Regions from separate parts of the Mus musculus genome. Here region 2 is linked to region 1. The links are chromatin loops, found by intact Hi-C in ENCODE. Cell type or tissue: heart. All regions are shown on one strand. Links, peaks and the distances in the headings refer to the core of each region. The heading gives the core; the rest is flanking DNA.

Region 1 (2,906 bases), core at 198-2,697:
GAGCAGCTCATCTCCAGCTGGCCGGGGCCGGGTCACCTCATCTGCCACCTCCTTGGCAGCTTCCTCAAGCTGAAGAAGAGGAAAGGCATAAGCTGCTGGTGATGATGGGGCAGGGCCCGGGTTTAGGAGGCTCTGAAATGGGTGCTACTCACCAGCTGTAAGTGCTCGGCCGGCTGTTTATGCAAGTGGTCAGCCAGTTCCTCGTCAAAACTGGCCAGGTCCTCCATCTCCACCTCGATCCAGTATTCACCCAGGTTGTAATGCCGCTTGAGTTCATCTCTTTAGTGGTCAACAAAGGGGCAGAGGGACAGGAAGGGTGCATTGAGGGACCGTCAGCAGCAGTGCCTGTGCACCCCGGTCCTCACAGGCACCAATGCCCCCACCTCTCTCAAAAGACACCTAATTGTAGACCACTCTATCCTAAATTTAGGCCTGAAGAGGGACTGTCAAGAAAAGGCGTCCCCCGTAAGAATGGTTCACGGACACTGTCGCACCTGTACTTGAAGGTGAAGCCCGTGCGATCGGTGCCCACTCGGTACTGTCTCAGGAACTCCTTGAATCGCCTCTGCAGTTGCGACTTGCGGGCCTGGCCCTCTTCCGCACCGGGGTCGCCACCGAAGCTGTCGCTGTAGAAAATGCCCGGGTCGTCGAAGCCCGACATGACTGTACCTGGGTCAAGGGAGACAGAGAGCTGAGCACCCCGGGGCGGCGGGAGCTTCCCTAGACGGGGTCCCGCAATTCCCTCACCTCACAGCGGCGCGCCACACGAACCTCAGCCCTCCTAGAGGAAGCCGACTTTCGCGGGAAAAACCAGCCTCCGCGTTTGTCCACCGCGGTCTCTGCGCTCCTATTGGTTCGTTCAGCGCCGCGGATAGCTATTGGACTGCTCTGCGCCGGTTGAGTCCCGCCTCCAAGGCCTGGTTCCCAAGATGATTGGCTGTGGCGTCTTGGTGACGTCACGAGTCAACTCTTTCCGGTCTCCATTTTGTGAGGCTGGACGTTTTGGCGCGAAAGTTCTTGGCGCTAGCAGCTAACCGAGCAAAGATGGCGGAGAGGCTCGGGAGCTTTGTGAGCGTTTAAACCTTAGGCCTTCGGAGAAAACCTAGCCCAGTGGCGCAGGTCTGTCAGCCCCGCTCCTCGTAAAGTCTAAGCAGGAGGATCGCAAGTTCAAGGCCAGCCTGGGTGACTTAGGGAGCCCCTTTCCCAAGTAAAAAGGTGGGACTTGAGAGATGGATCGGTGGTCAATAGCGTTTGCTGTACTTTTAGAAGACCCAGTCTCTGTTCTCAGTACCCTAGTCAGGGGCTCAGAACTGCCTGTGACTCCTGCTCCAGAGAACCCAATGTCCTCTCCTGGCCTCTATGGGCCACGTACATGTTAGATGTAGAGAGAGAAAGATATATGTATCTGTACATAAGTACACTTTTTTTTTAAGTAAAAGGAAACGGACTGGAGCAATGACTGAGCAATTGGATACAGACACATAAATAAAAAGTAGACTTATCAGCCCTCCCCCATATCTGCTAGCACTAGGGAGGCTGAAGAAACCCTGCCTTTAAAATAAGTATATGAGAAAACCACCCCTTTCAGAGCTGCTGTGAGAAAGCAGTATGCCTGAGGTGTACTCTTGCTCCAGCCCGGCAGGAGGTGCCAGAGTGCTGTCTCCGCAGCTTTGGGACCAGGTGGCTCACCTTCCCCTACTCAGATAGTACCAAAGCCCAGGAAGCCAGGGATGTTTTCTTTCATTCAGATTCAGACGAATAATTATGATGACTGTAGAACTTTTTTAATTCCTTGGCAATGCTTAAACCATGCAAAATTCATGGCCAAATTCCAAATGGAAATCTTGGGGGGGGGGGGAGGCAGATTTAGCATAGCAACCTTAGTGTAGATTTTCCTTTGAGTTCCTCCCATCCACACGAACAAGTGGAAACCTATTGCTGCAGCAACCATTCAAACATATATTTACAGAGAATAAAGTTTGAGCATTTTTGCAATTAAAAAAAAATACCAGGTGAATCTAAGACTTGGTTTTCTCAGCATTTCATGGTAATCCCTGTGTGCCAAGACAGGTTTAACACATTTTATTTTAGATTGCTTTATTTGCTTCTTGACCAAAATCGAGGCTGTTCTTAACAGTTGTCACCAATAGCAGGGATGTAATTCCGCATTGTTGGCTGGGGCTTCCCCTCAGGTACAGATGGAATGCTGGACTTAGGCACTGAACAGAATTTTAGCAAAAGTCAGAGTGAAGCAGAGTCAGCAAATTCACTGGTCAAAAGACAGAGTCCTATGCCTGGGCATGGTGGTGCACGCCTTTAATCCCAGCACTTGGGAGGCAGAGGCAGGCGAATTTCTGAGTTCGAGGCCAGCCTGGTCTACAAAGTGAGTTCCAGGACATCCAGGGCTACACAGAGAAACCCTGTCTCGAAAAACCAAAAAAAAAAAAAAAAAAAAAAAAAAGACAGAGTCCTGGCGACATGGCTCGGCAATTAAATGCCGAGCTGCTGGGACTGCTCTTGTAGACAATCAGTTCTCTATGGTGGCTCACAACCATCCAGGGAGCCTGATGCCCTCTTTTGACTTCCACAGGCACCAGGTATGCATGCAGTAAATAGGCAAAACACATACATATATCTTTAAATATAAATCAACTGCCAGATGTGGCGCATGCCTTTCATCCCAGCACTCAGGAGGCAGAGGCTTTACAGAGCTCTACAGAGGAGAGGCTGAGATTGAGCAATTCCAGGAAAGCAGGAATACAAAGAAACCCTGTCTGGGGAGAAAGAAAGGAAGGAAGGAAGGAAGGAAGGAAGGAAGGAAGGAAGGAAGAAAGAAAGAAAGAAAGAAAGAAAGAAAGAAAGAAAGAAAGAAAGAAAGAAAGAAAAGAAAGGAAAGAAAGAAATAA
Region 2 (2,906 bases), core at 253-2,752, 75 kb after region 1:
GGAAGACACCACTTTACTCCTGCAGCAAAGAGGGGCTTGGATTATAAGAATACAAGCAGCTAAAACCTGCTTGTCATTAATCATCACAGCCAGTCAGGTCTTCTCTACTTGGAAGCTGATGGGAGACGACTTCTTGAGTCCTGAAGTTTCTGACCAACCTGGTCAACACTGCGAGACCCTGTCTCAAAAACAAATGCAGACTCAATCTCCAGTGCTTCTATCTCTATACACGGAAGAGTATGTAACACCGATACTGTTGTTGTTCTTTAAGTTAGGGTCTCTGTAGCCCAGGCTGGACTTGAGTTCAAAATCATCCTGTGTCAGCTTCCTGAATGCTGGGATTATAGGCATGTGCCACCATACCTGGCTCTTTTACAGCTTTGCCATCTTGTCTCAATTCACTTGGTTTTGGGTCTTACTCTGCAGCTTATGTTACCCTGCAACTAATTTCAGAATCAGCTAGCCTGGGACTTTGTGTCAATCCTCCTGTCTTAGTCTCCTGGGTATAGGATTACAGATGTGAACCACTGCTTCTGGTGGGAAATTTCAAAACGTGTGGTTTCCCAGCCAGTTGCAAAGAGAACTGGGAACCCTACACCTGCCCATCTGAGTCTTGGATAGGTCTGACATGAACCCCAAGGCAGAAAGGGTCCAGCAGTGAGATTTAGTCAGTGTTCTGAGGTACTGATGTAGCAGTACTCTTAATCAGAAGTATTTCTTGCCCAAGGCAGGCAACTTTCAGGGCAGGAGAGATGCTGAGCTTTGAACTGACAGGCAGTTTAAAAGACTGAACCCAAAAGACTTTATCCAAAAAGTCTCAGGACTTTGAGGCTGGCTTTGAAGGCCAGACTAATTTGCCTGTTTTACATAGGAAATCTGCGAAGAAGACTGCCTTCTCTTTCCAGGTCTCAAACAACGATTTATGGTGAAGCACCTGGGCTTCAGGCATCAGAGCTCCCTTGCAGAGAACTGATGAGAACCTCAAAAGAGCTACTAACAGCTGCAGTGTTGGTTACAACACAGAGCTGGGTTAACAGTTTCAGGGGAAGCCTTAGCTTTCAGATTCGGCCTTCCCAATTTCACAATGCCGTCGGGACCCTTCAGGTAAGGGGGTATGGATGTCACGCCCAGACCACCCATTCCTGGGGAAACGTCGCCGCCTGGCCTTTGCCCGAGAGTAGGTGCTGGGAGCCGGCACCTTCCCATGGGCTCCAGCCCCAGTAGGTGGTAACACGTTGACAATGACAGGCGTTAGCCATGTGCCAGGAAACATCCTCAGTGCTATCTTATTAATGCATTTAATGATCAAACAAGTCCAGGAAGGCTGGGCCATGACCCTTTAACTATGGGCGAGGACCATCACGGGGGCGACGTCACATAAACCCGAGACTCCCGACCATGGGGACAGAGGCGCGGCCGAACCTAGACACCCCGGCGTCTCGGAATGTGAAGAGTCGGTGACGCGGCGAATGATCAAGACGCCGCCAGCCCGGGAGGGGCTCTTAGTCTGCGCGCGCCCGGTGGTGGCGCGGCCCAACGCCTTCTCATCACAGCAGTCCCTTTAACCCAAACTTTCTCCCTCTACTCGGACCCCAGCACGCACACATTGGCTGAACCACATCCGCCCAGGACCGCCTCCTTCCACTGCCTATTGGCTACATCAAGCATCAATCCCCATATAAGACTTCCGATTGGCCCGTGTTCTTGTCAATCAGGTGGGTCATAGGGTGGGCGGAGCCCAGAGCGCCGCGCCAGCCTCACCGCCTAGCCTCCCTCCTGTCTGCCAGACTGCGGACTCCGACAGGTCCCAGGGCCAAGGCCAGAGCGGCACACAGGGGCGGGACTGCGCGCGGCTCCGGGGACTCACCGATCCGTTGTCCCACCGGAGAGCTGAACGGATTTCCCAGGAGAAAGTCCATTGCCGCGGCTACCGCTGCCACCAGCTCCCAGAATCAGGTGACAGCAACCGCCGGCGCCGCCGACCCGCCACGTGACCCGTTGGCCAGCCCGCGGGGTGGTGCCGGCAGGCGGGGGCTCTGGAGCGCAGCCACGAGGCCCCGCCCCCTACTAGGCTGCCCCTGGGCCGTGGCTGACGCCACACCAGGGCGGGGCCTGGGAGGGCCGGCTTCTAAGCCACGCCCCTGAAGCTTCAGTGCGCGCCACTGTGGAGCCTGGAAGTCTTGACATCCTGAAACTGGGTCTCTGGCCAGGGAAAGACCTGGGTCAGGTTACGCATACTCAGACAGGTATTAGTATTAGTGTCTTAGCCTTTAGTCCTGGGGACCAAGCCCTGAGGATGACAGCCTCCTTGCCCAAGTCGGACTCGAAATTTCCATTTGATGTCTCCCCGCTCCAAGAGCCAGAGGAGGCAAGGGCCTGGGTTTTTGCTCTCTTGAGACAGAGAATGAACTGCCTGTCCTGTGGCAAATGCTTTCACCTCATAAGCCACCTCATCTGCCTTGGCTCTCACCTGGCAAACCGGAAAAGTGCTTTTTCCTTATCTGTTCCCCTCAGCTGTAAATATCCATAATGTAATGCTTTCAGAGTATTGAGGTGACATGAAAATCACTCATAAGGCATTCCGTAATGGTTGCTTCCTCCTTGCTGTATCTTTGTAAGGCATTATGTTTTAAACTTTTAAATTTTTTTTTAACTCTATATGTGTGTGTTCCATGGTGCATACAGAGAGGTCAGAAGAAAACGTGGAGGAATCGATTCTCTCACCACATTTAATCTGAGATTAAACAAGTACTGTGGGCCATCACACTTCCTCCTCCATTTTGGCAGGGCTCATACCTAGGACTTTGCCACACTGAAACCCGGTGCTGCAGTCCCCCCCACCCCCCCTTTTTTTTTGACAATATCCCTTGTCTGGCCTCAAACTCAGATCCCTGGGGTGTTGGAAT

The links. Peaks named below come from ENCODE experiments on the same cell type or tissue, not always from the same donor. Only the 100,000 strongest peaks of a DNase experiment are listed, where the experiment ranks them.
Region 2: a loop joins it to region 1, with 4 times the contacts of the local background. A loop is called at or near these places in 5 of 42 quality-filtered maps.

The regions. Positions count from the first base shown.
Region 1 is chr8:75,107,463-75,110,368 of GRCm38, reverse strand. Mcm5 (minichromosome maintenance complex component 5) reads right to left here and starts at 860. Exons shown (of 17, transcript NM_008566.3): 1 at 748-860; 2 at 495-669; 3 at 153-279; 4 at 1-69. The coding sequence starts at 661. In heart, for the core only: a CTCF peak has its summit at 1,635; DNase peaks (open chromatin) are centred at 938 and 1,638; H3K4me3 peaks cover 1,636 bases; H3K27ac peaks cover 1,569 bases.
Region 2 is chr8:75,032,789-75,035,694 of GRCm38, reverse strand. It overlaps Tom1 (target of myb1 trafficking protein), which reads right to left and starts at 2,009. Exons shown (of 15, transcript NM_011622.3): 1 at 1,868-2,009. The coding sequence starts at 1,919. In heart, for the core only: a CTCF peak has its summit at 1,202; DNase peaks (open chromatin) are centred at 1,674 and 2,014; H3K4me3 peaks cover 1,953 bases; H3K27ac peaks cover 1,779 bases.